2 separate regions of the Homo sapiens genome follow, and region 2 is linked to region 1. Evidence: read pairs that join two places in POLR2A ChIA-PET (ENCODE). Cell type or tissue: OCI-LY7. All regions are shown on one strand. Links, peaks and the distances in the headings refer to the core of each region. The heading gives the core; the rest is flanking DNA.

What was found. ChIA-PET counts read pairs that join two places held together with the same protein. Peaks named below come from ENCODE experiments on the same cell type or tissue, not always from the same donor. Only the 100,000 strongest peaks of a DNase experiment are listed, where the experiment ranks them.
Region 2: POLR2A ChIA-PET joins it to region 1 with 6 read pairs; 2 of 35 experiments call an interaction of 5 or more read pairs at or near these places.

Annotation. Positions count from the first base shown.
Region 1 is chr3:71,151,592-71,162,416 of GRCh38, forward strand. All of the region lies in intron 6 of FOXP1 (forkhead box P1), which reads right to left. Among named protein-coding and RNA genes, the nearest start is that of FOXP1-AS1, 130 kb to the right of the region's middle. RefSeq lists an enhancer at 5,089-5,794. In OCI-LY7, for the core only: no CTCF peak of the experiment used is centred there; no DNase peak of the experiment used is centred there.
Region 2 is chr3:71,025,956-71,036,780 of GRCh38, forward strand. The region is part of intron 11 of FOXP1 (forkhead box P1); the gene reads right to left. Among named protein-coding and RNA genes, the nearest start is that of FOXP1-AS1, 260 kb to the right of the region's middle. In OCI-LY7, for the core only: no CTCF peak of the experiment used is centred there; a DNase peak (open chromatin) is centred at 6,076; H3K4me3 peaks cover 853 bases; H3K27ac peaks cover 1,141 bases.

The DNA.
Region 1 (10,825 bases), core at 4,449-6,948:
CACAGGTGTGAAGTCCAGTAGTTTGGCAAAATGAACTCCCTTTAGTCGAGAGGATGCATGTCTAAAACATTTTTTTTTTTTTTTTTGCACAAAGTTAATGAAATAATTATTTTTTGGTCATACCTTGCACGGAAAATCTGCCAATAGCATTTGACATTTAGACCCACTAGGCATCTTAAGTAGCCTGCTACTCACAAGACCTACCTTTTCCCACTGCCCTATTTTACAAACACTCTTAGCTCTGTCTCCTGCTCTCCTCTCCTCCAGGAAGCTGGAGAACAATCCACGAACAGTAGTGACTAAGATGGCCCCTAATGACCATATGCTTGTATTATGGCCTTCCCTTGAGTATGGGCAGGATCCATGAATGGGATGGAATACATTCCTTTGATTAAGTTATGCTGTGTGGCAAAAGAGATTTTGCAGGTATAAAGTCCCTAATCAGTTGACTCTGAGTTAATCAAAAGAGAGCTTTTCCTCTGTGGGCCTGGCCTAATTAGGTGAGCCCCTTCAAAGAGGGTCGGAGGCTGTTCCTGAAGACAGAGATTCTTTGGTTGGGTTTTGAAGAAGCAAAGGGCTGTGTTGTGGAGAGGGCCACACATAGGAAACAGTGGGTGGTCTCCATGAGCTTGCAGCCTCAGTGCTCTCCCTGCATGAATTGAATTCCACCAACAGTTAGTGAGTTTGGAAGGGGATCCCAAGCCTCAGGTGGGACCATAATCAGGCTGACCCCCTGAGTACAGATTTGTGAGACTCTGAGCAGAGAACTCAGGAAAACCAGGCCTGGCCTCCACAGAAACTGTGGAATGACAGATATGTGTTGTTTGAAGCTATTAAGTTTGTGGTAATTTATTACGCAGCAATGGAAAATGAATTCACACACCTGTGAAACCTTGCATAGTATATGAATGGGTTCCCCCAGAGGTGGGCTGAGCCCCACCTGAAACCGCTTTGTGGAGGAGGCCCCCAGCGTGTGGGGGACAGCTGTGGCTCTGACCCCCACACAGACCTGCTCCTGTGCCCTAGGTCTGTGACTTACTAGTTCTATGACCTTGAGGAAGTAACCTGACTCTCTGAGGCTCTGTTTCCTTATCTGAAAAATGGGTATAACACCAGTGCTTACCCCACAGAGCTGTGGCAGAGATTAAAAGAGACAACACTCAGAAGGCAGTGAACCCAGGGCCTGGCACACAACTCACAGTGATAGAAGTTAGCTTTGGTATTATTGAAATACACATTCCTGTTCACTGGCCTCAGTTTACCTATTTCCAACAACAAAAAGGGTGGAGTGGAAAGGTTCTGAGCTGCCTTCCCATTCTGACGCACTTACAGAGTCTTTGCTTAATAACTCGGCAAGTCCTTGACAAACTTTCCATCCCTTCCCCACCCATGTGTACGGCAGGCACTCCCAAGTCACCAGCTTCCAGAGCCCCACGCTGGTCCATCTAAAGCCAGAATGCTGAACTTTGTGACTGAGTGCTTGCAACTGTTGTCACTATTCAGATAAGCACATCCTGCTTTCTGTTTACCGACCAGTTAAAGGCACAGAGGGGTACCCGGCAATTGTGCGGCACTTGGTGAAGGCGCCTCCCACACACCTGTGTCTCCCAACCCACCCAGCTCCTGCAGCCCTCTCAGGAGCAGAGCTCAGGCTAGTGAATATACCAGCAGGAATACCCCAGTGAGATGGGGAGAAGTGGCTAAAAGTTACTAGAATGCTGTCGCTGCCAAGTTTTATTTTAGCCCTCATCAATCCAAACCTTTATTCCTGAATTAAGTATTCTCCAGGGACGTTTCCAGGTTTGCAGCTATTTCCTCCTAATGATTCTAGCCCAGCACCAAGCACATTTCAACTTTCTAAATGACTGGAAGGCTTTGAACGTTGACCACAGGCTGCCCCCACTGCCCCCCGCAATCATCTTGACCCCACCTAAGAATTAGTACCATGCTTGAGAAAAAAAAAAAAAAAAGCTATTAATACATCAATGCCTTCTAATCCTCTTGGTTAAACATGAAATGACAACTGAAGATACACATCATGGAATGGCCCTGTTGTATCTGCTGGGGTGTATGTAGGTGTGTCACATTAACCTAAAGAGGTGGATTCCAGCTTAACAAAATAAATCCACTCAAAGCTCCACTCTGATCAAAGGGAATTATTCTAAGAGACAATCATACCTGATGAGATAGCACCTCCACATCACAAGTCAGACAACCTAATGGAATAAATGACAGTAAATTGTAAATACTGTATACTTTCCTTTCTAAAGGTGTGTTTTCAGAGGTACGGCAATAAACATTAATGAATAACATTTATTGGGCCCCTACTATACACATATGACACGTAGCATACTAGGTCCATAGTGATTATGTACAATTGACACAAGGCCCTCAAACACAAAGCAAACATTTATTGTGGTCTAGATATTGTGTAATCTATTTGTTCTCATATAACTCTATGGAATTTTGTTTTTCCCCTTTGCATTCTTCTTCTTCTTCTTCTTCTTTTTTTTTGCAATTGACTAATAATAATTGAATGTATTTATGAAATATAATGTGATATTTTGAGAAAAATTAAATTAAGCTAGTTAATATATCCATCACCTCACCTACTTATCATTTTTTTGTGTGTGTGGGTGTGGTGAGAACATTTGAAATCTCCTCTTTCAGCAATTTTGAAATATATAATACATTATTATTAACTGCGGTCACCATGCTGCACAACAATTTACTAAAACTTCTTCCACCTCTATCCTGGAATTTCTTAAGACTGATTCAGACTGTAATGTGCCTGGGAATCAACGTATTCCTTAAGGAAAACTCTAAAACCATGACATATTTAAGCCTACTGTATGAATTAGAAAAAGCATTCTAAGAGGAAGTATCTCACATATACACTGTCAAATCACAAGAATAGATGTCCATGAAAGCCAGGATTCCTGTTAGTATTCATTCACTGTTGGTTCTTTGGTTCCGTCTTCTCCTCACTGGTGGACAATATTGGGCGGAGGCAAAGAACACGGCTCTAGAGCTGGACTGCCCGGGCTCAATGCTTCGCTGTGTGACCTTGGGCAAGTCACCTAACCTTGCGGTGCCTCAGTCACTGCAGCTATTAAATAGAGATAAAACTAGGTTTTTCCTTTTGGGATTGTTGTGAGGATAAAGTAAGACAGTTCCTGAAAAGCACACTGCCTGGTTCCCCATGGCTCTCAGGGAACATTAGCTGTCCCAATTCCATTACTAGCAGCTGGAAGACAACATAACAGGAGCCAAAGGGTGGGTTGTTTGTTTTTTTAACATTTGCAATAAGATTTCAAAATAGAAAATTTGAATTTGTCAATCTGGGGAAAATACAATCATTTAATTATAGTAATAAAATGTCTCATAATATTACTGAAAAAATCACTGCATTGTCTCTTGCCTAACCACAGTGAGGTCAGAGGGATATTATTTCTTTTACACAGTGGAGGAACTTAAGATTCAGAGAATTTAAGATGCTGAGAGGCAAGCCACAAACAAACAATTGAGATTGAAACTCAGGTTTGTCTCAGTCCAAGGTTTGTCTCAGATATGCCATGTCTATATCATGACATGTATTTTTAAAGGTAACCAGGGAACCAAAGGGAAGGCCTAGAAAATACATATAAACCAAGCAGTGCTCGGGTGCCCTCTGAAACACAATCTTACATTTATGCCTTTAGTATAGTGCTGTCCAAGAGCAATATAATGTAAGCAACATACAGAATTTTAAATTTTTAGTAGCTGCACTTAAAAATGGTAAAAGATAACAAGTAAAATTAATGTATGTATAATCAACATAAAATTGTCAATGGGCTATTTTGCTCTTTCAAAATACTAAGTTTACTAAGTCTTTAAAATCCAGTTTGTATTTTCCACATCTCCATTTAGATTACCCATATTTCAAGTGCTCAAGAGCCCCATGGGACCAGTAGCCACCATACTGGGTAGTACAGTGGTCACAGCTCTTTGCAATGACCACTCATGCTAAACAGCACTGAAAGAAATCATTAGTGTCATTTGAAAGCAACATCTAAGTTTTCACCTGGCAGACCCAGGATTTAGATACAACCCAAGCCATTTGTGTTTCTTCCCCTCAGCTACAATCTAACATCACATTCTTAGTTACAAAGACTTGATACGCTCACTTCTAGTGCAGAACATTCAGCCCTCATTCAGGATACTGTATCCTGCTCAACTCCATGCATACATTCCTTCTTGAAATCAGTGAAAACTCCACATGTGAAACAGAACTGAAACAGACAAGACAGCCCCGCAGTGCAGGTAAACATGAAGCCAATGGGTGGTTTTTCTCCCCTTGTGCTTTGGACAATCAAGGAAAACAAGCCCTTATTTGCTAAATAAAAATGGCTTGGCCATGAACTTCTTTGGTAAGGGAGGTAGGGCTCAGTTGGGGTTCTCACTGATTGCCTGTCTGACAGCAATCTCTCCTGCAGGGAGGACACAGCCCAGAGATGAACACTTAATTGAGAGAGAAATCAGGAGGACTGCTGAACGACTGAGTGATCTTTCAGAGCAAAGCATCACAAGGAAAAGGGAACCAGCTCCAGGGGGAGGGGGGGTGAAAGTTTTCAAGAGAAGGTGAGTAACCTGGGGATCCCATGATGCATGGCTCTGGGAATGAAGGATGGGTCCTCTTCCTCATTCCTGCTCTCTTACCTTCTTCCCTGTATCACTTTCTTTCATCATGCACTCAGCACCTACTCAGCATCTAGCACTGAACACAGAGAGGTAAATACAACATTGCCAGCCTCAAAGGCCTTAATTCAGCCATTAACTACAACCCAGCAGCATTTGTGCTTCAATGGAGGGGTGCACCAAACAGGAGGAGAGGGGAAAGCCTTTCCAAAAATGAAAGAATTTAAATGAGCCTGGGAGGGGGGGAAAAGAGTGAGCAAAGAGAAAGGTATTTTGCAGAATGAGGCTAGCATTTGCAAAGGCACAGAGGTGTCAGAAGCCTGGAGAGTTCAGGGTCCTGCCAGAATTTGGGCTTGGAATGGTGCAGGGGAAAACAGAGGATAAGCTCTTTTCTAATGGGCAGAGGCCATAGCATGAGTGGTAATTCAACATCATCCAAAGGAACTTGATTTTAGTGCCCAAAGGCTAGTTGGACATCTAGAATTTTTGAAATGGGCAAAAAAGAAGACAAAATCTCTATGATTCTGACATGCTTCCATACACAGCAAGGAGTCCAGGAGATAAAAGGAAGGAAGGTGGGCCTCCTAGGCTGCTCAGGTCCAGCACACCTGGGCAACCATTGGTCCTGCCTGCCACACTGGGCCAGGCTGGCTAATCAGGACTGAAAAGCTGGTGAACAGTGCATGTCCTGACCACGAGGTGACTAAAGAAAAGCCAGTTTCAAGGCCTAGTAAAAAGAAAGACTGCCTGGTTCAGAGGGTACAGGAAAAGCACAAGAGAGTGGAGGAGCATACACTTCCAATGCAGAGAAGCAAAGCAGATGATGCCACCTCAGGTTAATTAAATCAAGTGGCTTCAGGTCTGGATCTAACCTTGGCGGCAAACCACCAGGAGAATGTTGATAGGACAACCAAACAGGTATAGATTTTCAAACATGTTTTTGGAGTGTTGGAACACAGAACGAAAAGAGACTGCTGAGAAGGTTCAGGAGAGGGAGGGGATGGAGGAGAGAATAACACAGAAAGGACTTCTCAATCTTGAATGCCTCCAAATTTGGAATGCCTTTTTAAAAATAGTCTTTTGGATCCAAGAACAAAATCACACCAAAATATTAAAAAGATAAGGCAGTGTGAAAAAGTTTACTCCTGAAATGACTCTTAAATACAAATTGGAATGTTACCGACATACCTGCCCCACAAAAAGGTGAAAATTAAAGTCAAATCATTAAATCTGAATATGGTTGTAAAGGTGAAGAGTTGTAGAGATTTATATAACTTTTAGAACACATCCTTTAACCTATTGATTAAATAGGAGAGGAAAGGAATGCCAGTAATATCCAGTGTACTGCCAAATGTCACACTGTGAACCCACAGCATTAAGTATGTAAATCTTCTGATACCAGGTTGTTCCTTCACTTCTTTTCTGGCCTTTCATGAAGAAATCTTTGCTAGTTAGAGGCTAGTGATACAAAGTTGGGCTAAGAAGCTAGTCAAGGTGCCTGTCCTCATGAAGCTTCTATTCTAAAGTGTGGAGGGAGGCCAGGAGTAGTGGCTCATGCCTATAATCCCAGCACTCTGGGAGGCTGAGGCAAGCAGGTCACCTCAGGTCAGGAGTTTGAGACCAGCCAGGCCAACATGGTGAAACCTCATCTCTATCAGAAGATACAAAAATTAGCCTGGTGTGGTGGTGTGTGCCTGTAGTCCCAGCTACTGGGGAGGCTGAGGCGGGAGGATCGCTTGAGCTTGGAGGGCAGAGGTTACAGTGAGCCAAGATTGCACCACTGCACTCCAGCCTGGGTGGGAGGGTAAGACGAAAGAAGGAAGGAAGGAAGGAAGGAAGGGAGGGAGGGAGGGAGGGAGGGAGGGAGGGAGGCAGGGAAGGAGGGAGGGAGGCAGGGAAGGAAGGAAGGAGGGAAGGAGGGAGGGAAAGAAAGAAAGGGAAAGAAAGAAAAAAGAAAGACAGAAGAGAGACAGAAAGAGTGAGTGAGTGCCTGAAGGGGAGAAGTCAGGTAGTAGATCAATAAATAAAAGTGGTAACTGCAGAGCCTGAGCTTGTTAGAAGACACAAGTAGATGATATAATAAATAGTGCCCAGGGAATGTTACCCACTTACCTGCAGAAAGGGAAAGACAAGTTGCAGACAAAGTTAGGAGGCCCCTGAGCTGTCCCTCTGAGGCACTCATCCTAAGGTATGGATGACAAAGACACTGCCATTTAGGCAGGGGTGAGCAGGGATCATGAAACCAATGAGAGCTCAGTAATCAAAGCATGTTCCCTTTTCACTGTCTGCTGAATGCTCTGCTCTAAAACTTTTCATATATGGTACAGGCAACAGAGAAAGTCTTCATGTAAATAACATAACAGAAGTAAACTAAAAGGACTCCAAATTAACATACAGATAAACACAGACTGAAAGGTAAAGTCATTTGACCTCTGGAATTCTCTTTCAGCCCACAGACCAAAAAAAAAAAAAAAAAAAGGTAAATGGTGATCACAAATCCTGATATGTTACGTTGTCAAAGGTTGGCTTGAATGTGGAAATAAACAGTTGAAAAGGGCCAAGCAAGGTGGCTCATGCCTGTAATCCCAGCACTTTGGGGGGCCAAGGTGGGTCATCACTTGAGCCCAGGAGTTCGAGACCAGCCTGGACAACATAGGGAGACCCCTACCTCTACAAACAATACAAAAATGATCTGGGCAAGATGGCGCATGCCTTTGGTCCCAAATACTCTGGAGGCTGAGGTAGGAGAATCCCTGGAGCCCAGGAGGTCGAGGTGCAGTAAGCCATGATTGCAACACTGCACTTCAGCTTAGGTGACAGGGCGGAACCCTATCTCAAAAAAAAAAAAAAAAAAAAAAAGTTGAAAAGTACTTCAAAATTAAAAGAAAAACAACGCATGAAAATCAGCAGAAACTGAGAGTAATGTATAAAGGACCTGCTTCCTGATTTCACGTTTTTAGAAAACTGTAAAAGATTGGAGAGAATCCAGAGAAGGGCAAGTAAAATGATTAAGAGGATGGAAAATGGAGCCTCCGAGGAAAGGTTAAAAGGGTTATGATGGTTTAGCCTGAAAAAGAGAAGGCTAAGGGGTGACTTAATAACTGCCTTCAAGTATATGACAGGTTATTACAAAGGAGATGCCAACAAGTTATTTTCTATAACAAGAGAGGACAGAGGAAATTGCCTTAAATTGCAGCAGAAGAAAGAGAGCTAGCAAGTGAATTGAGTAAGATTCAAGAGTAAGTTCCTTGACCGGACCCAGCTTCATCAAGGGAGGCTGGCGAATTTCTCTTCCTGGAGAGCTTTTTACACAAATAACCCATTCTCTTTGATTATAAATAGCCCTTACTGGGTACAGTGAGGTGGAGTTGAGACCAACTGACCTTCAGCAGTCCTTTCTATGATATTTCAACTTTTGGTTCATAAATGCAGGAAGGCTTTACTAATATTCCATTTCCTACCTTACAAGAGGTTTAAAAAAAATCAAGATCTAGGAAGATCCACACACAATGGGTTTATCAATGATAATACTTTATAACACAATAAAATGGATGCAACTTTTCCACTGATTTTTTATGACAATAAACATAAGCAAAAGAAGAACTAATTAACACAGTTACGCTCATAAGAAAAATTAGCCCAAATGTAAGACAGCCACAGGTCCTGATTCTGCTGAATTACAGATTAAGTGTAGAACTGTCATGCACATGTGCTAAATTCAAGCTGAACACAAGGATTCTGTTCACTTCCTTCAAGAAGAGGCATTTACTGCAGAAGGCTCAAGAACCAATAAAAAAGGTAATTTCGCAGTATCTCCACTGTGTCCCAATCAACCAAAGGGCCGAAGGCAGCTCCATCCTCACCACGCTGTTCTTGCCACCCGGCTGGTTTTCAATTGACACTGCCGTGTATGTATTTCTTTTTTTTTTCCCCAACTTGGGCCTATTGGGGTTTTGTAAAACACTGCAACTCCACACTAGCCTGTTGGTCTCTGTTTGGGCTGTGGTCAAAGGTAAAGGATGATTTACACTCCTAGAGATAACTGGTCTCAGCATTGGCTCTAGGTGGAGGTGAGGATTCTAAATGCAAGAGAAAATTTAAGGTAAGAGGGAGCTGGTCAGGTACTGGGAAAACTTTGGCCACTGGGTTGTTTATCTGTGGTCCTGAAAAGTGATCCTGAAGAGCAAATGCTGATAATCTTGTGAAAATCAAGTGATAAACCACTGTTGGCGTTAAGTGAAAACAGATATTTCCACTTGAGTTCCAGAGAATTCTAAAACCCTACTACCCCAAATGGTAGCAACTAGCCACATGTGGCTATTTAAATTAATTAATTACAATTAAATAAGAATAAAGAAGTCAGTTCCTCAGTTGCACTCACATTTCAGGTGCTCCATAGCTACATTGGCTAGTGGTTACCTCATGGGACTGCACAGATAAATCAACAATTCCATGACCAATGCACAGCATTTTATTGGGCATCTGTTCTAGAATACTGAAGGCTGAGACTTGAAAAATCAGCCAGATAATTAATACAAATGTAGAAACGAAGGCCTCCACAGAGAATGTTACTTGCTCAAATAGTTAATGATCATCTTTCCCCCAACCTCATACCAATGTAGATTGAACTACAGAAGCCTGAGAGAGGTCAGAAGTCACTGAGTCATGGGGGCCTTAGGAAAGACCAAAGACGGGAGTGACTGAACTTAAGGAATTTCCCAGGTACAAAGCATAGAGTATAAACATATTCTAGGAGTAAGATATAGCATAAGCAAAGAGAAGCACTAATCATTTTTGTGGGTTTCTGAGTCACACGTGCCTGACATTTTAGAAGGTCTAAGAAAATGTAGAATAAGAATGGGAGGATAAATTGAGGCTTGCTTTCCAAGGTTCCCGCTTCAGTTCCCTATTCCTTTGTAACAAACTATCCTAAAACGCAGAAGGCTTAAAATAACAATTTGTTTTTTCTCAAAATTCTGGGGATTGGCTGGGCTCAGCTAGGCGATTCTTTGGTTGGGGTAATTTATGCAGCTGCATTCAGCTGGTAGCTCATCTGGGCCTCCAAGATGTGGGTACTTCAGTTCTTCCTGTCTGTCTCTTTCTCTTTCTCATCCTCCCTCCTCTCTCTCCACGTGACCTCTCATCATTCAGCCATTTGGCCCAAGCTTCCTGACACAGCAGTGGCAAGCATGTTCCTACAGAACAAAGAGAAAGCCACCAGGCTTGGAACTGGCACAGTGTCACTTCCACTGCATTCTACTGCCCAAAGCAAGTGAAAAGCGCAGCTGCCCAGAGTAAATGTGAGAAGGCACTTAGACTCTACCTCTTGAAGAAAGGAATGGAAAAGAATGTGTGGCCACTTTTAATCCACCTGATTCCCTGCATGTCAAGCAAGAGAATTTAAGCTCAATTTCCTAAGAAACAGGGAGCAAGACAATGATGCCATCAGAGTTGTGCTTTACAGAGAATAACCAAATTTTGATGAGTGGGATGAACAAAAACAGTGGATACAGAGATCTGTTAAGTGGTTATAATTTTAGCATCACTTAACAACACATTCAGATGTCCTTAGAGGGAATGGGGAAGTCACAAGAACCACTACATAGATAAAAATCAACAGTGATGAGCACCTATAACTGAAGGCACTGGAGAGAAACTGAGCCAACATTCCACATCACAGCAACTAAAAGAAGGATGCATTATTCACCCAAAAGGGAAAAGCTCCCTTAGTATAGATAAGTTTCAGTTCTGGACCAATTGAGGAAAAATCCCTACCCGCAGTTTATGTGCAGAGTCAAAAAGAATAATGATAGCCACAGGCCAATCGAAGTAGACACCAAGCATACAGCCAGATGTACCTTAAGTGCTTTTTAACCTGGTTTCAATCATCACTTACAATTTTTTAAAATTCTGCTGAACAGGTAGCTCCTCTGAATTAGAAAGTTAAACAGCATTTACCATTAGCAAGCCATTATTTGGAGAGCTGAAACCATATACTAAATTACAGGGTATAAGAGATGCTTAGCTAACTGAAACCTGGCCAAAATACTAGGACAAATGCAACTAAATACTAGCCCAGAATTCTGATTAACCACTGCTTCCCACAGCCTTTGTTCATACATCTCTACTGATATAAGCATTGTCCATA
Region 2 (10,825 bases), core at 4,870-7,369, 130 kb before region 1:
TCTAAGAAATTAGGGTATACTAGGAAGGCAGGGTTTCCATGCACTTGGCACAGTACCATATTCAGTCAAGGTCCCTTCCCTCTGAAAAATGAGAAAAACCTATGAAAACATACCAACTCATAATATGCACACACTCAGTGGGGTCCACACAATGTCAAATGGAGCAAGAAAGCATACTTTGAAGATTTGCAGATGTATCTTAATTTGTAATGGACTAAAATATATCTAGTGTCTCCAACTTCTGATTTCACAGATATCATTTCTTAGAATGAGGCTCATTTTATTTAAGAAATGACTTGATTTAAAGAAAATAATACAAATAATCACATAAGCAGACAGGGCAAACCTCACAACAATGGGGCGCATATTCAAACGACTCAAGTTTGGAAAAGTAAAAGCTCATAAAGTAGTCCTTGAGGATCCAGTCTGTAGCTGGGTTAACTTCGCAGGTTGACACTGACAAAGTAGCAAGTCTCTGAAGACGTACTTTAATTTGAATTTTCACAGGGGATGGCAGAGCCTCACGGTCGTTCTGGACTTAGGGGTCAAAGACCCACAAAGGCCCCAACAGCACAGTGTAGTGTGTCTGATGCTTTTAGGACTAGAGCTTCTTCCTCCAGATTTAAGGGCATCTCATTTGTAAGCTATCTATGTGACCAGCAACTGGCTGCTTTACCAATGGTAAGAACCTGAGGCTAGGTGCCACGAAAGGTAGTAAGTCTGGCAGTTATTTTCATCACTAACCATGTCACCAATCTCCCCTATCTCCCCCCTTTCCAGCCACACTGGGCAAAATGTGCCATCTTGATTCCCAGATGCCAGGAGTATTTATGTGGCATAGCAGGAGAACGGAGCAGAGAATCAGAGCTGTAGTACTGGAGGCTGGTTGGTGTGCTTGGATCACAATGCAATCGCAAACAGAGCAGGTGATGACAAGCACAAAATGCCTGTATTTGCAAGGTGATGAGTGAAGGAATAAATAAAGGAAAAGAACAACAAGAGGCAGAGGTCCATCTTTTGTTTCTGACACCAGTAAGGGCTATTCTGAGTTTGTAACTAAAAGTTTACCACTGGCAGTATTAACACTGGGATCTCGTTAAGAAAACAGAATGCTTTCCAAAAAGTGGTGTGAGCAACTGTGTCAATACAGACATAGGGATCACTAATCCAAAAGTTATTAACACCATTAGGCAGGCATTCTCATTATGTCAATGCAAGTGTGTTTGCACTGGTGAGTCACAAGGTCTATGTGGAACCTTGTCCATATGTTAGAGGAACCAATGACACCCAAAAAAACCAACGACCGTAAACAAAGTTCCAATATTAATTCTTATTTTCTTCCCCTCCCCAGTATGCTATGGAAGTCAGCAAAAGATTTCTAAGAGTTACATCATACTTCAAAAGCAGAACCATACACAAGGGCCAGACCAGAAAGCAGGAGATGAAGGGACAAGTTAGCCAAAGATACAAAATGGCTCAAAACTATCAGGCACTTGCTTATGTATTTCCTTAGAATTACTCCCTACTTTATGTAATTACATTTATTTCTCTATAGCACAAGATGCCTCATTAACATTCACTGGGTTAAATTCTTCTCTACATTTAATTCAGCAGATTTAATTAAACACCTACTTTGTGATAATCATGTTAGGTTCTTAGATCAGTCTCCAAAACTGGGATGCATATGACCTACATCATATATTTAAGATTTGATATTACATATATGAGTCACAATATTAAGATTTCTGTATACACATATTAATATTAGAACTTGAAAATGTATATATACATTTCTCACCCTCTTAGCCACCAATTTTTATAACATAAGGAATATATATTAGAAACATGTATATAATTAATAAACATACTTAGTAGGGGTACACATTCAACACTTTTATACTGATGGGTAAAAAATCAAGTTTGGTGGTCACTGGCATTGACTGCAACTTTAAGTAAGTTCTCATCCTCGGAAAGAGTTCTACCCAATTCTCTAGTTGGGGAGACAGTGATAACTGAACAGATGGCTGGAACATAAAGTACTGTAACATTTGATCTGGGCCTTAACGTATCAGTAGGAGCTCAGGTGATGAAAGGAATAGAGTGAGAGCAGAGAACCGAAGCACACACACAAAAAATCTAGGAAGACAAAACCAGAGCCCTGATGAATGAAATTAAGGCCAAAATTGAAATTTTTTTTTTAAATTTTGCTCCATAAAATAGCTTATATTGGGCCACAGTCTTGAGAATTTTTCTCTCTGAAATGTTGAGTCTTGGCTCTGAAACCTGTATTTTCCTAAGTAATGGTAATCCAGATCACTTATCCGTCACTTTGAACTTCGGTAGAATGCCACACCATAAGGATACCAGGTGGGGACGTTGTAAGGCAGTGGTTCTCAGAGTACGGGTCTGGAACTTGTAAAAGATGCAAATGTGGGGGCCCCACCCCAATTTACTGAATCAGAAACACTAAGGGTGGGGCCCAGTAGCCTGTATTTTAGCCATTCCTCCAGGGGGATTCTGAGGCAAGCTAAAGATTGAGATGTACTTGTAGCAGAAACTTAAGTTTTCTCATGGTTTGGAGCAGCTACAGGTATCGACAACAGCTAACCAGGTTCTCTTACAGAAGTGCTCGCCAACCTTTTTGGCACCAGGGACTGGTTTCATGGAAGACAATTTTTCCAGGAACTGGGGGGCAGGGAATAGTTTCGGGATGATTCAAGCACATAATATTTATCATGCATTTATTTCTATTATTATTACATTGTAACATATAATGAAATAATTTTACAACTCACCCTAACGTAGAATCAGTTGGGAGCCCCGAGCTTATTTTCCTACAAATATAGACAGTCCCATGTGGGGGTAATGGGAGACAGTGACAGATCATTGGGCATTAGATTCTCATAAGGAGCACACAACCTAGATTCCTTGCATGTGTGGTTCACAATAGGATTCACGCTCCTGTGAGAATCTAATGCCTCGCTGATCTGATAGGAGGCGAAGCTCAGGTGGTAATGTGAGCGATGGGGAGCGGCTGTAAATACAGATGGAACTTCACTCACTCACGTGCCTCACCTCCTGCCGTGTGCCCTAATTCCTAACAGACCATAGACCAGTACCAGTCTGTGAACTGGGGTTTGGGGACCCCTGTCTTACAGCACCTGTGGCCAAAGAGTGGCAAGTATAGAAGTACTCTTAATGGGTTCTTGACCTTTGACATCTCATTAGTTCACTTTCTTCTGAACATTTCATGTAGTCTCTGCAATGAAATTTAGGGCCTACTATATGCCAGGCTGGCTTGTGCTGGGTGATGGGGATGTGGCAATGGACAAGAGAGTTAAAACCTTTCCCTTACAGCATTCATTGTGTTAGAAAATCTCATGTGAGGCAGATGTAGGGGGAACATACACACACTATGATGTTCCACTAGTGCTCTTTTTTTTTTATTTTTTTGAGACAGAGTCTTGCTCTGTCACCCAGGCTGGAGTGCAGTGGTGTGATCTCGGCTCACTGCAACCTCTACCTCCCGGGTTCAAGTGATTCTTGTGCCTCAGTCTCCTGAGTAGCTGGGATTATAGGCATGCACCATCATGCTCAGCTAATTTTTATATTTTTTGTAGAGACAGGGTCTCACTATATTGCCCAGGCTGGTCTCAAACTCCTGGCCTCAAGTGATCCACCCGCCTCGGCCTCCCAAAGTGCTGGGATTGTAGGCATCAGCCACCACGCTGGGCCCATTTTTAACAAGTCATGCCCTCTGTTACGTTTTGCATATACTTCTATCACCATAGTTATTAATAATACATTGACTTTCAAGTGTCTGTTTCTATGTTTGTTTTTCTGATTAGCTGTGAGTTCCTGAAGGGGAAGAACTACATTGTGGTCATCTTTTAATTCCCAGAATCTACAGAGTTATTATATAATACATGCTCAATACGTGTGGTATGAATGAATAAATAGCTTTAATAATAATTAACAATAAGTTAATATTTATTGAGGACCTACTATGTGCTCAGCAACTAAAACATATATTAACTCATTTAATCCTCACAATTTGATCTAAGACGAGGTAAGGGCTGGTAGCATACCCGATTCAGGGGTGGGAAACTGAGGCACACCAAGCTCAAGTAACTTAAGTAGAGCAGCCTGCATTCTTCAGTCCAGTCTTTGAGGTTAAACTGGGTTAACTAGGTTAAACCCTTCTCTACCTTTAATTCAGCAGATTTTATTAAACACCTACTTTGTGATAATCATGTTGGGTTCTGATAGGAGGCTAAATACCACCAAACAACACAGTGGCCTGACATGAAACCAGTATGGTCCATAACGCAGCCAAATATCTTCTATGCCTGCCTCTGCTTCAGGGCCTTTGCTTCTGATGTGCCCTTAGATTGGAGGGGGTCTTCCCTTTCTTATTCACGTTTGTTCCAGGGCCACCTACAGGCTTTGCCAGACCAACTTACCCCAACAGTAACCTCAGCCCCACAAATAATACTTACTCCCTTTCCTACTTTTTCTGTTTCCAGAACTTAACCGTTCTTGTGTAAATGATTTGTTTGTTCTATTTCCCTTCTACTGCAGTGTCAGCTCCCTGAGGACAGGCTGTGGAGCTCACAGCTACATTCCCACACTAGGACCACACCTGGCCTGTGGTTTGAGCTTGGTAAGTTTGGTTGAATGGATATACCTTGGAAGTGTCCTGTGACTTCTGTCCCACTGAGGAACACATTTTTTCTTGCACTTTGGACAACTTCCCATTTATCCTTGTTGAGTTTCTTTTTATTTCTGTCTGTACAGTCCTCTAATTTATTCAAACGCCACTGGATTATTCCAGCTCTTGGTGTCAATTTTTTTCTAATTAAAGTAAACTGCCATTTTTCTCTCACACTGATCTTTAACACGAGACATCTTGTTCTTGTCATAAATCTGACTCATATGGAAAAATTTAAGTTGAATATAGGGGCTCATATGTACCACAATGTTTCTATCAATATTTCAGACATGAAAGTAGAGTCACAGACATAGATATCCGCCTGATTCTCAGGTCTATGGTCATGATTTCGGTGGAGTGTTCGCTTTTTGGATGTATGACCCAGAATTCCACTGATTACTAAAATGACTCCTTTGAAAGCAAATATCACATCATTTGCACAAACACTTCAGGTTTCCTCTTTCCTTCTGCCATAGTACATCTTCAAACACTCAACATTCACAGCCAAGATGTAAAATACACAATACACAAAAGCTCCTTCAAAGACATATCTCAAAGTACTGTAAAAAAAGCAATGGAGAGAAAGAGAGAGATCGGCTTGCCATTAGACTGATTTCCTTGAAGACTATAAAAGGAATGAAATTTGAAGGTCATAAAAGTCTGTCTATTTGTTTAGGGAAGTCTTACAGGTAGTATAAATATCATCAGCTACAGTTGCTATGGGGTCTGTTTGTTTACCAAACAAGAACACAAATAGTTACACAAAAGCAGAACAAGCCTTGGGTATATAAATGGAGAAGGCTTTTTGCCTCCTGGTGAATTTTCCAAAGTGTCTTTTTAAAAAGTCCCTATTTTTCACCCTGTGCACTGGGAAATCTCTGTTTTCTTGATTCTTTGCACTTCTCACACCTCCAGCCAATGTTTTACTCTCAGATTTCTGAGGCGGATAATGATTTTCTTTTTTCTTTCTCTTCTTTCATTTTAAGACTTAGAAACCACAAATATTAGACCAACAATCCAAACTGGACAACCAAAATAGTTTTCACAATGGAAAATGCTAAACAAACAAACAAACAAACAAAAAACAAAAAAAGAGGTGGGGAAGAGAGAGCAAGAACAACAAAACCCACTAATTTCTAGAAGAATCCTAGTACAAGTATGGAGTCCTTATGTTAACACACAACCACCCAGCCAGAAAGGTCCATGTGGATGTGTGTTTTTAACTGACTTTCTATGAACCAAGTGTGTTTCATGCACTAGAATTGTACCTGCTGAGTTAACCACGTGCTTCAAAAAATAAAGGGGGAGGAAAGGAAGCCAGCAAGGCTATTTTCGCATCTCTTCTTGGTTGAGAGAGTACATGTGAGTGTGTGTGCGTCATAACTCAGATCTACAATAAAACAAACTGCACAACAGAGGCTGCCTGAGTGGAGGCCTGCTCTTCACACTACATTGACCGCAGTACCCGCCCGGCGCAGCCCCGATGCCTTCCTGTGAATGGGACAGATTGCCATATGGATGAAGACACTGAACAAGCTGTAAAACTCTTGGCGACATGTGCCCGGGGGGATTGTCCCATATTAACACCACCTGGGCTGTGGCAATTGTGCTCTGTCTGTGCAGTGGCACTGAGGAGCCCAACAGGATGTTATTTTAGAGTACACACAAAAAGGAAAATTACAGTTAAGAGAATTCTCTGGCTAGCGTATCTGTTGCTCAATTCCCGAAATAGTTTCCCAAAGGAACGGTTATCTTCTTTATTCACACAGGCAGAAGTGACAAGCTGGAACACATATTAACAATTTCCCTTTGTGAGCTTCCACTATTGTTTTAATGAGGAGAATATAGTTTATAATATACTTAGGCCTTGACTGATTACAAAGGGGTATGGAATAAAGAACTTCAGGAATGCTGTACATATCTAACGCACTCATTTGCATTGCCCCAGTGAGCCAGTCGGCAGAGAGGTAGCTCCCTCGGAAAGACCTATGGAGCCAGGCCACGGGGTAACACTGGTGCGAACACAGCAATAAAACAGAATAACTGCACAAAAAAGCATCTTTGCAAATCTTGAAAAGGAACATGACATCCGCTTAAGTCTCCAGCATAGGTCCCCCCTTCATCTGGCTCCAGTATTGGCTTAAGAGCATAAGACTCCCAGCTGTCATTTATTATAAGAATAGGACTTTTCCAAGCCCCTTTTCCTCTCAAAGGGAAGGCCCTTGACTTCCCTTTGCACTTTTGGTTGGTTTCAATATCCATCAAAGAAAATCTTCTGTCTAATTTAAGTGGTGAAGGTGTGCAATTCAACAACAACTTTTTATAGGTAAAAGAGTAAAACCGAGTACCATGGACAATACCATCAGAGTTTCCAAAAGGCTGGTTCTCACTCTTCTCCTGCCACATGCTTTCCCTCACACCCCTGGTGTGGAATAAATGTTAAGGAAAGCTAAGACACAATTGGGAGGAGGGGACACAGGCCTTTCCACTCAAGCGCAAATACTTGCAAAATGCCTGGGTGCCAACAAAGGAATTTGGCAGAGAACCTGTATCAGCGGCAGCGGCGCATCAAAAAAGAATGTCTACCTTACAAGGTGAAAGAAATGGGGGGTCCAAAGATGGTTTTGGGTGGGAAATCTGGCACATTAGACACGGAATAGCCTGTGGCTGAGATTCATATTATACAACATCCTAATAAAAAAATTCAAATCAACCAAATTTAAGAGTAACTCAGAAAATGAACATCACTCTCCAGACCCATGATGTCATTTTATTGGAAAGCATTTATCATTTAAACACAATAAATAGAAAGAGATTTATAGAGTCTAAAGATGCTGTGTTATGGTAAAAGGCACTTTATTGAGGTAAGGCACAACAGCTGTTAGAGAATAATGGCTGAGGTTTTTTTGTTTAATCACCCCACAAAGTGAACAGTCAAAAAAAAAAAAAAAAAAAAAAAAACAACCCATAAACCCTTCCCTTATGGCATGCCAATATTTTAAAGATTTTCTCCCGGTGCCCTCCCTGCATGTGTGAATGACAGGCGGTGATACGGCACCATGCCACATGGCCCTGAGAGAATCCTTTCTCCCACTTCTAAGTCCCAAAAGTGATTGGTTTTAAGCAATCAGACACATCACAGTTCTTCAAAGCACGATGGCTGCCAAACAACAGGCAGCATGTTTAGGGTACAAAATGCTGATTCGCCCCCAGGGTGCTTCTGTCTGACCTCAGCAGGAACAGCTTTTGCCCTAAGTAGGTTACCTCCCCGACAGATAGACATGGGACAGGTGATGCTGCCAAGAGTCTGCTTTGGAGCAAAAATAAGTACCTGTATCTTAGGCCTCTGCAGTTAGCCACACCTGGTCCTCTTTCCGGTCCCCTACACCTGACAAGACATGCCCAGCACGCCCTCTATATTCTCCACTGTGCGTCACTGGTTTCTAACCTCCTGACTTCCCTGCCAGCAAAAAGATGAGGTGGGTGCAAAGGAAACTGGCAACGGGGATTTTCCTGGGGGCTTCTTCTAAATTACTGCTGAAAAGATAGGTCTGGCCCCAAGCTACAACCAGTGGAGGCTACCATCTGGACTTGATCCGGAGCTTAACCCACTCTGTAGTCCAATTCTCATCAAAAGTCTGGGCTGTAGTGAAGGTGGTCTGGGGAGCAGCCCACTGGGAGCCACCAGAATCTGGCAGTCACTGCAAGTCCCTGAGGGTCAGGGAAATCTCAGGTCTAGTCCCTGTATGGTCACTAACTAGCTATGTGACGTGTGCAAGCGATAACATCATTCTGGGCCCCAGCTGCACCCTCTGTACAAAGGGGAGAATACCCCATAAGGTTACTATGAGGATTAAATAGGAAAATCAAAAAATAAAAATAAAAAATAAAAAAAATTAAAAATAGGAAAATCAGTATAGTATCAAGCCCTATGTCAAGTCTGTTGAGCATTGTGTCTGGCACACAGTAAGAGTTACATAAATGTTAGCTGCATTCTCATCACCACCATCACATGTCAGGTCCTTTCATCCTTGACAAGAGCAAAACAGAACCTTAAATTTGTGTCTCTTGCCTGTGATCACAGAGCCAAGGAGTGGGTCTCAAGTCAAGGTCTCGTGGTAGCTCCTAAGGAAAGGAAGCAAATGGGGTCTGGTCCCTTCAGTCATATGATTTCTACTCTGTTGGCTCACGTAAGAATGGCAAGTCACTAGTTTTGAGGACTGAACCTGTCTGGTGGCTCCCCAGTGGGCTGCTCCCCAGACCACCTTAACTACAGCCCTGACTTTTGATGAGAACCTGTCTGGGATGTGAATCAAGTGTCTGGAGAAAAGTCCTGTTCTTTCCAAGTGTCAAAACCTCAGTGATAAACACACAGCTTCCATTGCTTCTCAAACTTGAACATGTATTCCAAACCCCTGAGGCTCTTGTTACAATGCAGATCCTGATGCAGGTCTGGGGCAGGGCCAGAGACTGAGTTTCTAACAAGCTTCCAGGTCACAGCAGAGCTGCTGGTCTGCAGCCTCTGAGTAGCAAGACTCCAGGGTATGTAGGGCAAATGCAAATTCCTGCACCCCATCTCAGACCAAGAAAGTCCAGGTTTCAGAAGAAAGGCCTAGGAAGCTGTGTGTTTAACAAATACCCTATGAAAATATCATCAGGGAATCTGAGAAACACCAGGCTAATGGTGAAGGTCAGGGGTCAGCAACTGTTTCTGTAAATGGTCAGATAGTAAATATTTCAGTTTTCGTAGCCTATATGGTTTCTGCTGCCACTACTCAAGCTTGCCATTGTAGTGTCAAAGTAGCCGTAGACAATACGTAAATGAATGTGACTGTGTCCCAATAAAACTTTATTTACAAAAGGAAGCAGTGGGCTGGATTTGGCAGGCTGACCATAATTTGCCGAGCTCTGTTATAGTGTTATAGATTGTTTAAATGCCTTGACTCATGTTGGCAGGAAGTAGCAGTTAACAATTTTGAAGACAATTTGGTGGAATTTGACCACAGGTTCTCCAAAATGCTCTAACGGGGAAGAAAGATTTAAAATAACTAGCTTGCTCAGTATTTCAAATCAAAATAAATACAAATTGTCCTCTGATTTTTGGGGAAAAAAAAAAACTGAAATGAGGAAAAACTCTTCAAAATAATGGGAGCTAGAGTTTACTGCTTAAATTTCAACAGGTCCTACATATCACAGAACATGCACCAGTTAAAGGCTTGTGTATCTGGAACAGTTCTGAAAACTAACTTCTAGAATTTTAGCAAGTAAACCAAGAGCACTGACATTTATTCACAAACACAGAATTTAGTTTAAAAAAGAAAAAAAAATGCAACACTAGACATGTACATGTTTCAAAGTTCCTTGCCTTTTGAAAATAACAAGGCCTGTAAACACAAATGTTATTGTTACATAGTCAAATACATGGCAACATGTCAAGAGGCCACAAATCAAAAACAGAGACTGTGTATCAAGTGAAACTGTCTATAAGTACACTAGCCAGGCGGAAACCTTCAGGGGTTATTTGAAGGCAACTGCCAACTGTGGAGTGGAGAAAATGCAAGCGACAGTAATACACAGGGCTCCGTCAATAAATGATGAGAACGAGGCAAGGACTATCGTGACTGAAGAGAGCATAGGTTAAACCTCATAGAGTAAAGCGCCCAGTGTGCGTCCCCTGTTTCTAATATGATACCTCAAAAAAGCAGAGACTGCCCAACCACCATCTGATCAGGGTTTAAGGAAACATCTTTGACCAAATGCTTAAGGACACCTTGGAACAAATACTTAGAACAGCTATGAATCCGAGAAATACTCGAGTTATAAAACATCTAATGATGGTGGCTGAACTGAAAGCAAAAAAGCTGGGATGAGAAAAAAGGGAATATTTCTGATTTGGACTATAGAGGACAGCTGAAATGAAATAAAAAGCATATGATGTGTTCATTGAGGAAACACAGGATTTATAAGGCAGGAAAAAAGTGGGGATACGTTATTTTGGATCTGCCTGTGTGTAAATCCCCCATGAGGTTCATTTATGTTCTTTATGTGCTGTTTCAGACCAAAATGATTTATAGCTTGTAAATCCCACCTATCCCGCTTCATGAAAGGCCTGGT